Linked DNA regions of Mus musculus: region 1 is linked to region 2. A link is a loop called in an ENCODE intact Hi-C map of the cell type or tissue named here. Cell type or tissue: left cerebral cortex. All regions are shown on one strand.

What was found. A loop is a pair of places that touch in the nucleus more often than their neighbours do. Peaks named below come from ENCODE experiments on the same cell type or tissue, not always from the same donor. Only the 100,000 strongest peaks of a DNase experiment are listed, where the experiment ranks them.
Region 1: a loop joins it to region 2, with 2.4 times the contacts of the local background. A loop is called at or near these places in 6 of 42 quality-filtered maps.

Annotation. Positions count from the first base shown.
Region 1 is chr10:44,871,751-44,876,750 of GRCm38, reverse strand. No RefSeq gene overlaps it. Among named protein-coding and RNA genes, the nearest start is that of Gm40638, 69 kb to the left of the region's middle. In left cerebral cortex, no CTCF peak of the experiment used is centred here; DNase peaks (open chromatin) are centred at 2,646 and 2,885; H3K27ac peaks cover 193 bases.
Region 2 is chr10:44,995,060-45,000,059 of GRCm38, reverse strand. No RefSeq gene overlaps it. Among named protein-coding and RNA genes, the nearest start is that of Gm40639, 27 kb to the left of the region's middle. In left cerebral cortex, no CTCF peak of the experiment used is centred here; no DNase peak of the experiment used is centred here.

The sequences.
Region 1 (5,000 bases), 120 kb after region 2:
CTACAATTACTACATTTCAAGTTTAGAACACATTATTATTAGCTCTCCTCCTCCTCCTTATCCTTCACAGCGTGGCTCCACGCCCCTAGACCACCATCTTCCTGTCCCATCTTGGATCCTGCACTTCATGCCATGGTTTTGCTTTCTTTTTCTGTGCAATTGATTTTCCATTCACTTGTGGTACGATTTCATATACAAGTGAGATGCTCTTCTAATTTTCCTATGCCTGGCCTATTTCACACAGCAAAATGTTACTCCAGTTTCACACATGTTGGAGATTAGAGGAACCTTAGTGGCAAAAAGTTTAAGATCGGATACTTTCCTCTTGAGCATATCACAGTTTCTCCACCAATTCATTCATCAGTGAATACTTAAACGTTTCTATGTTTTAGTTGTGAAATCATACAAATCAAGAGGTGGGGCAGGGGTGAGGTGTTGCTCTCATCTCCGTATTCCACAGTGGAACTAGTTTTGTGAGGGATTTATGTATGGTTTTCCTTAGTACCTAGGCCAATGTGCACCCCTGCCCCACAGTGTGCTCTCTTATCTGCATTCTCTCATCAGTGCTTGCTAACTCTTTATAGTTGCCATCTCAACAATTGCAAGGCACTGTTTCATTATAGCCTTGATTTAGATGCTCTGATGTTTAGTGGTGTTGAGTCTTTCTCATTTTTTTCTGGCTATTTTTATGACTCCTTAAGAATATATTTTGATGTCAGTTTTACTCTAACTCTACTTTTTATTGATGACAGTTTGGAGAGAAGGAAATTAGACAAAGTTTTCTTTATGAATCAATATTCATCAATCAATCAATCATCTATCATTCTGTCTGTCTATCATTCATTACATGCTCATGGTGAAAGGGAAAAAGGAAAGGGTTTTAGGTAAGAGGAACAGTTATAGCTATTATTTGTGCAAAGAAAAAAAATAAATGGTGGTTGTTCCTTATCTGTCGAAGTTTCTCACATCTGGCTCATTTGAATAGAAGATCTAGTTCAGCCTGTTAGGAGACTCAGAGGACGGCTGAGGTAAAGTGAGACCTGAGGGGCTTTCATTGTTGCTCCTGAAAGATAAATACGAGTTCTAACTCGTATCTTATGATGTGTATGGCACAGGAACTGATGGATGACTCATTTCTTGTTAGAAGATGAACAGACTTATTAACAATTCGCTTTCACCCGTGTGTGTGTATATGTGTGTGTGTCTGTGTGTTCTACCTGGGTAATGACTTCCTTTGAGTCATGTGTTGAATAATAGCATCTTTTTTTTTTCAAAGATCTCACTTTAAAATTGTTTCTTCCCATTTCCTTGTTTCGTCTTCATTTTCAGGATATGGTCAAAGTGTGACAGAAGTACAAATGAGCCCTCAACATTGCTTGGTAGGGATTCTGGGTGTTAGAAGACAAACCAGAACAATGCAGAAAGGTTATTTTGAAGAATCCTGTGCAGAAAAGTAATATTGATAGAATTTGAATTCTTTAAATATGTGGTTGTTAACACGAAATACATGCACATACAGCCATATAACCAGACCTAAAACATCGCAATAATTCTGTATACTTCTGTATCTTGCTTCCTTATAAAATTTTAATTTCTTTTTCTTATATTCATGCTCTCTCTCTTTCTCTCCCCCTCCCTCCCCCCCCCCCCGGTTTTTATAGTCTCCTCAATGGTTTTTTTTTTTTTTTGGAGATTAAATCAGAAGTGAACCCTGCGTTCTGGAATGTGAACTCAGTTTCAGGGCATATGTCCTCTGTTAAGGGCATGCCCTCATGAAGGACAGATGAGAAGGCAATCTAGTAGCTGGCATCTGTACTAACCCACTGGGTGGTTTCTGCTGTGTGCACTTCTGCATGCCTTCTTTTTGGGACAACGTGTGCTTCCACATCTTCTGAAAGCATTTTTAGATTATATCAGTGATATACCTGCCAGGTGTATCTCGTCCTTGTCTGTGCCTCTTCCCACCTTTTTTGAGGTATTAGCTGTCAACAGAACATCAGGGGAAGTGTCAATTTGTGAAAACCCTTAAGTGGGTATTACTTAGATTGTGGCTTTCATGTCCAGAAGGGGTGGAAAAACTCTAAACAAAAGAATTGAAAAGACTCTGGGAAGGATTAGTTTTTTAAAAAACCAAAATGCTTAGCTAAGTTTTTATTGGTGGTAGGTTTTTGGTTTGTTTCTATTTTTGCCTGGGCAAAGGAGTGCATGACTTCTTTTTAAATGGTCTAAATGGATAATATTGTTATTTATTAAGATTAAAGCCATTAAGATTTTGAAATCTTAGTATATACTAAGTCCAATTTTCCAACAAGAACTAAAGGTCCATCTGATGCATATGTACAAGGTATCTCATTAATAACATCAACAGTGGCCTCAGTATTATTAATAATTCTGTTGATACTTGTCCCTCTTGTGGGCTCAGTAGAGTCTGTATGCTTGTTAGATGCACTCACAGGGTAATCTAACTGCTGCTGGATAACTAACTTGGTATTCTGAGTACTAATTACGGCTTATTGTCAGCTCACGTCATGTGTGGGCTTGGCAGACATCAGCTCCAAGCACCTAGAAGGCACTTCCTTCTCCAGGGTAACTTCAGGGAAACAAGGATTCTGTTGCAACCAGCTGGGCTTGGAACAACCTGTCTTCTTTTGGCATTGCAAATATGTGAAGACTGACTGGCCCAGGCAAGTTTCCTCTATTCTTGGATTGGTCTTGCTTTTCTTCCCTTCTTTTTAGACTATCTCCAAATTTAGCAATGGGATACAGTACAACCAAGGCTTTCACATGCACAGTGTCACCAAGAGGATTGCAGGATGTCTAATTGGTCTGCCTTGGCAAATCTGATGCAATCTCCCCTTGGTCTGTACTTAGGAATCTGGGTGGGATGTACAGCGAAGCCTGCCAAGGCAATCTCCTCCCCAGCAAGGCTTGCTGCTGTATGCGGGTCTGAGACCCAGATTCGGGCCAATTAGAAATGGAAAACTCCTAATGAGTGTTCTGGGAGTCTAAGGGAACCAAAGCTACTTTGTTATATCTGAATAGGGCTCCAGAGACACCAAGGGTCAAACTGAAGGGTCAGAGATAGAAAACTCCTTTTGCTTGTCTGCCAAGCTATTCTTGTCAAAGGAGGTGTAGAGAAGACCCATGATTCATTGCCAGACTGTGTCCCCAAGCCTCTGTCCCATGCCCTGCCCCCGTGGTAATGCTGGCTCCAAACAAGCAGTGAAATTCTCCCTATTGTAGAATTTTAAAGGGAAAAGGAGAATTTGGGGCATTTGGAAAAACTAGGACTGGGTAGAATACTTGTGCTTCTGTGTGAACAACATTTACACGCTTTTGCTAATTTTCATACAAAGTTTTAAATCACTTACGTGATGGAGAATTAACTGGGGTTGTTTGCTATACATAAAGCACACCACAATATTTTTATTTATTTTTTCTGATTATCAATTCATATTTACTTAAAAAAAAGACCTAATGCTACAGGGATGTGTGACTGTACACAGGACTGATCATAACTCTTGGGGTGACTTTTGATATAAACTCATTTCTTATGGGCTGAAAAAATGGCTTAGTTGTTAAGAGCACTAATACTCTCCCAGAGGACCTGTATTCAACCCCCAGGACCCATGTAATGGCTGCCAACCAACTATAAAGCCAGTTCTGGGGGACCCAGCATCCACTTCTGGCTTCTGAGGTTACTAAATGCACATGGTGCTTAGACACACATACATACATGCAAGCAAATCTCCCATATACATTAAAAAAATCTAAAAACCCAAATTCATTTTATTCAGTTCAGCTCTCCACCACACACAAATTATCTGTCTATCTATCTATCTATCTATCTATCTATCTATCTATCTATCTATCATCTATCTATCTATCTATCTATCTGCTGTTTTATAAGAATTAAATCTTGATATACAAAAATTGTTATTCCATTAAACAGCATACAAGGTATTACAAAGATACCTTGTTCAGTTTCTAAGATTAACTTTTTAAAGTATAAATTATAGAAAGAATGCAAGTAACACACTTGAATTAAAAATAAGATTTTCTGCTCTGGTCTCCTGGCCCCCAGCTCTGATTTTTTGAACTCTTTATAAAGCCCATAGAAGAATGCTTGTATTTGTGTATTTTATTTTACACAAATGAAATTATACTGTATAATCATATATCTTGGGTTTACATTGGTTCAATGATTTTTTTTTTCAGTTAACACCAAAAATGTTGAACTTGAACATAGGTTAGTCCACTCCTGGAGGGGTGAAACCACATGTCTACTGCTCACATTGTGATAGGAACTTTGTCTAACATCTTATGAGAGCTAAACACATGGAAGTCTGGAGCATCTTCTGCTTCAGTCAGAAAGCCCTGACAGGAGCACCATCTTTCGACCACAGCACATTGTCTTCAGTGCCCTCGATGCCATGCGCCTTCCATAGGTGTCAGCCTTGAAAGAGCTTTGTCTGTCGCTCTGGGGACCTGTTTGAATGATACAGGAGTACATACATGACCCAGAAGGTTAGCAGACCTTTCTATTGCTTATTTTTTTTCCTAGTGCTCAGCAGTCAACAAAATACACTCACTCTTCTTGGGGCGAATAAATAAATAAATAAATAAATCTGACCTTGATAATAACAGAAAGTAGATTTTAGTCATCAGTTAAGGGTTTTTGTTGTTGTTGTTTGTTTGTTTGTTTGTTTGTTTTTTGTTTTTTGAGACAGGGTTTCTCTGTGTAGCTTTGGCTGTCTTGGAACTCACTTGGACCAGGCTGGACTTAAACTCAAAGAAATCCTCTTGGTTTTGCCTCCCAAGTATTGGAATTAAAGTCATGCACCACTGTTGCCTGGCTAATAAAGATTTTTAAAATAAATGTGCTAAGATGCTTAGTGGCTTCTTTAAAGATGAATGTAGAGATCATTTGTTTCTATGTATAGAAGCTGAAACAGACAAACAGCAATATTCAGTAATATGTAGTTTGAATTCTGATGCGC
Region 2 (5,000 bases):
AATTCAATATTCTTCTCTCTCCATTTCCAGACATACCATCACTATTCTGTATACACAGACAGACAGACAGACAGACAGACAGACAGACAGACACACACACACACACACACACACACACACACACACACACACACCTCTGCAACAGAGTCTACTTAAAGTAGACACTCAGATACAACGTTATTTTTCTCTGGTTTATATTATCTAGCAGGAAAGACTGACTAGGAACAAGAGGGTGATGATTTTTATGGTTCTGATAAAAATGAGACAGATGCCGAAAGCCTTGCATAGCTCAGATTTTATGAACATCTCTACAGCCATCATAAATCTATGGACAATCCACAATGAACATTAAATTGTGTACCTTGAATGTTGAGCATTAAATAAGAGATCAGGGTGACACTGCTTGTGTGTGTGTGTGTGTGTGTGACTAGACTAGATTCAAAGCTATAAGAGACTAGTTTGGTATTTTTGTACTAAAATTATTCTAAAGCACAATATTGCAAATCTAAATATGAATACATTAACTTCAGGGATATGTGAAAGTATTCAGAGTGTTTGTGGTATAGCTGTATGAGTCAGGCCTTGCCCTGATGTTAATATTTTAATTTCAATTTAAATATTTCTTTTCATCATAAATTCATTTTGGAACAGAGTCAGTTCTTCACAGTGATGCAGAGGGATTTTTTTTTTTCTTTCTTGTATTTATGAACCATGTTCTTCAAAGTTCATCGAGAAAGCTTTTGTCTTGAGAGCTGAGGTCCTTTCTGGAGGTTTCTGTGCAAACACACCAGTACTAGGGCTGAGGTCGGATGCCTGGAGGAGAGTCAAATAGAGGCCTTTTCAAGATCTCTAGTCCACCCTTCCCAAGAGAAACTTGTTTCTCATCTGTAAACCTCTCCTGGTCAGGCTGTGCGAAGAAATACTTTAATTTTTTTCCCCATAGCTCTTAATACACGGATATGGATTCTTTTCTGTGTATATGGTGGTAGAAATGGAATCCAGAGCCTTGTGCATGATTAAGCATATACTATACCACAGACCCACACTGTTAGCTTGTGACTATGTCCTTACTGCTGCCTGCTGAGGTCTTTGAAATGAAAAACCTTAAAAATGTTTCTAGGTTTGCAAGGACAGGAAGGGTGGCAGAATGGCTGAGGGTAACAAATCAAGAGAGCTAGTGGGGTTAGCTTGAGATGAGGGTATATAGTGCTGAGAAAGCATGCTTTGAAAGAAACCAGTCACAATGTGTTTTATTTTGTCTTGTTTTTTAAAGGAGGGGGTATATCTCTTTTTCTCCTCTTGTGTCTACATTCTTCTGGGCTAAAAAGTCCGTAGAGTGATTACCAAGATGTAGGAGAGGGGAGAGGGGAGAGGGGAGAGGGGAGAGGGGAGAGGGGAGAGGGGAGAGGGGAGACAGAGTCAGAGAGACAAAGAGACAGAGAGACAGAGATAGAAACACCACACAGGGAGAGACAGATAAAAAGACACACAGAGAGACAGACAGACTCAAAGGGAGGGACATACGGAAGAAGACATGAGAAAGACACACACACGAGAGAGAGAGAGAGAGAGAGAGAGAGAGAGAGAGAGAGAGAGAGAGAGAGAGAGAGAAACTAGATATTCCAACCTGCAGATGTGTGCTGCAGCAGTCTGTCCTGGGGAAATCGAATGGGGTAGAGAGGATGGCTTAGCAGAGATGACTATGGGAAGAGAGATTACAACCTCAGCTAAACCTCGACTCTTGTATTTAATATCTTTGGAGCTGTTTTCACTTATCTGTGTGACTCTCTTTTGTGCTCTTAATTTCTCCTTGAAGTTCTGTATCTAATCATTAGTTGGGCAACCAATAATTCTCCCTCAGCCCCCACCCCTTTTTACAACCAACTTTAATCTTTCGACTCAGTGAAAAACATGTTTCCCCTATCATAACTGGTTTAACAAAAATTCTCTTTCAAGTTTAGATTACTCAGATACAATGGCTTTCCTGCAGCGAGCTCTGCAGAGAGGAATTTACATCAGAAAGGAGATTTATGATAGCCTGAAATTTCCATTTGAATATGGAGAGTTAATAACACGCATATGGTTTTTTTATTATTATTATTTTAAGGTTTAAGCTATGCCATAGGCTAAAGGAAAGCTGGAAACTGCGGGGCTGGCAGAGCTCAATGAATAATTTTATCTGGATTTCATTCACAAACAGCAGCTTGCTCCTCGGGAAAGGACCCGAGTGAGCGGCTCTCTCCCCAGACCGGAACTAAAGTGAGTGCCAGGATTTCCTGATTTGTTTACATTTCTCAAAAAACTTTTTTCTCCCCACCGGACCAGGCCAGAATTAGACTTCCTTTTCCACTTTTGGCTCCTTCCAAGCTATTCTTGCTCAAGGTATTCAGCCCCCTTTCCCTGCATTCTCCTTTGTGGAAGTCTCAGCTGGCTTCTTTGTCTCACAGAAACACCGGAGAGGCAATGAAAGATGTGGGCGGGAAAGTAATGGCCTCAGCGAAAACAATAAGCCCACCGAAGTTGGTTTTTCCTGGACACAGCACAGTTTGCCCATCTTTAAAAAACTACTGAGAGTCTCTCACGATGCCTGGAGGTCATGAGACAGCCATATAAAATATATCCGGTGGCCTTGCTATAGTCCTTCAGCTCTGCAAGGCGGGCCTGAAGATCAACTCTGCACCCTGCTGATGGACCTGTCAGCCAGAGGGGCGTCCTCTGTAGTGGCCAGGCTCCTAGGACACTGGCTGGGACTTCTATTCTGTCCTCTTTGCTGGTCTTGATCATCTCTAATTGTCACAAGCTTATTTGGAGATTTTCAGTGGTGTCTGCGGGGGGGGGGGGGGGTGGGGTGGGGGGTGGTGGTGGTGGTGGTGGTGGTGGTGGTGGTGGTGGTGGTAATAACACCTTTCTAAAGAGAAACACAGGTGTGCTCAGTAGTCAAAATGATATATACAAGTCAATCAGATATCATGGGGACCCAGAAACAAGGAAAACATAGAGGAAAAAAAAAGAGGGGTCCATTGCCAGGTGTCCTCTTCTGGTTAGAAGCATTTCTGATTCTGTTTTCTTTACGCACTTGTTTCTAAGGCTAAAGGCCTTTTTTAGCTTCCCTGGTTATATCACCTTTCTTTTAAAAGTCATCTGTCACCCTAGCCCTAGACAGTATTGGAGCTCATTCTTGCCTGGGTTCCTTAAGGCAGTCAGTACCTTCCTCCTTCCTGATTGTTGTCCTGGAAATCTCACCCAGCTCTTAGCAGAGAGTCAGATAGCCTGAAATTCCCATTTGAATATGGAGAGTTAATAACCTTGCCTTGGGTGTTGCGGTGAAAGGCAGGTTGTTCTAGGGCTGTTAGTGTTATAGCAAAAGAAAAAAAAACTTTTTAAAAAATGTAATATATTTATTTTATGTGTATGAGCACACTGTTGCTCTATTCAGACACACCTGAAGAAGACATTGGATCCCATGTACTGATGGCTGCCAGCCATGTGGTTGCTGGGATTTGAACTCAGGACCGCTGGAAGAGCAGACTGTGCTCTTAACCACTAAGCCATCTCTCCAGCCCCCCCCCCCCGGGGGGCGGGGGGAATCTTGAAATGAAGGAATGGGTCCCTCATTACTGAATGTATGTGATTGACGGAGGTGCCTGATGAGTTCCTTAGCTTCCAGTGCTCCTGGAATTAAACTGTACTGAGGAGAGCACTAGGTGAAACCCACTTATTTTCCTTAGACTCATTGTGTTGGACTGATCTTTCCCCACCTGCTTCAACAGGCCAGGCTCAAAATCAAAATGGAGTTACCAGGGCTAAGATCATCAAACTGAAACTGAAACAAAAATTAAAATGATTACACACTAATTTCCTGAACAGGCAGTTTTAGTTAGCATGAAAAGGTTTAACCCTTTACAGAAAAAAAAAAAAAGCCTAAAATAACCTGAGATTAGCCATCAAACAAACAGACAAAGTTTGTTTCTGCTTTATTCTGTCTATAAAACAAAACTCCTCTGCTTGGAACACTTCCCTTTTATGGAGTGAAGTGTTGTTTGAGTCCAGAATAATAAATAGAGCCAATTAAGAGCGTTACATTGGCAGAGGATGTAGCTTAGTTGGGGAAGGCCTGAGTTCACTGGAATCGGAGCTGGTCTGTGTGCTAGCATTAGAAACGGCTCCGAGTTCTGACAGCATCGCCTTTGCCTTGTAGCTGCTCCTCAGGGATTTGGCCTCTCACATGAAAAGCACCCTGGCTACTCTAAGTGAGGAGATCTGAGTAGCTTCACTTTCTAGGCCCCCATTTCTGTCTCGTTGCTGTCTTAATTCATATAGCCACAAAGTCGTTTTTTTTCAGCGAATAAGATGTAAAAATACATCAGTTTTTACAAACAAAGATTTTTCTTTTAATAATTGCCACACTTTTATTATTTCAAATTTGTACGTGGGTAGGAGCATCCAAAGGCGGTCTAGGGATGGCTCCAGGGTTTTACAAAGGGCACCTTGAACTGGGACACTTGGAGTCTATGGTGCCCACGAGCGCTCAGTAGTCTTCATTGCACACTCCTCTGGTTGGTTCCTCAGGAAGTTGTCAGCACTCCCTCTCGCTGCCTTTTGAGATGCTCAAGGAGGGTCAAGGGGAGTTGCAGACAGTCTCTGTACTCTGGCTCCAGCCAGCCTGAAGAGAGGGGAGAGGCAGCTAGCTGTTTGAGTAGCAAATTTCTATGGGCATACAGGCTTTGTCTAGCCTGTGTTCTCCTTCTCTATTGTGTAGCCTGAATCCCATCGTCGCCTGAAGCAGCGTCTGGGAGAATATGTCATGTGGGAGAACAGGGGTAGTAGTGAGACCAGCACGAGGATTTGGCCTTCCAGACAAATGTCTATGCCCCACCAGGGACCGCTGAATGGAAAGGGTCCGTTTTCAAGGAGGGAAAGTTAAGACACGTAGGAAGCATTCGACTCACCGCTCAAGGCCACTCTGTGATTCACTGCGTGAACAAGATGAGGACACTGAG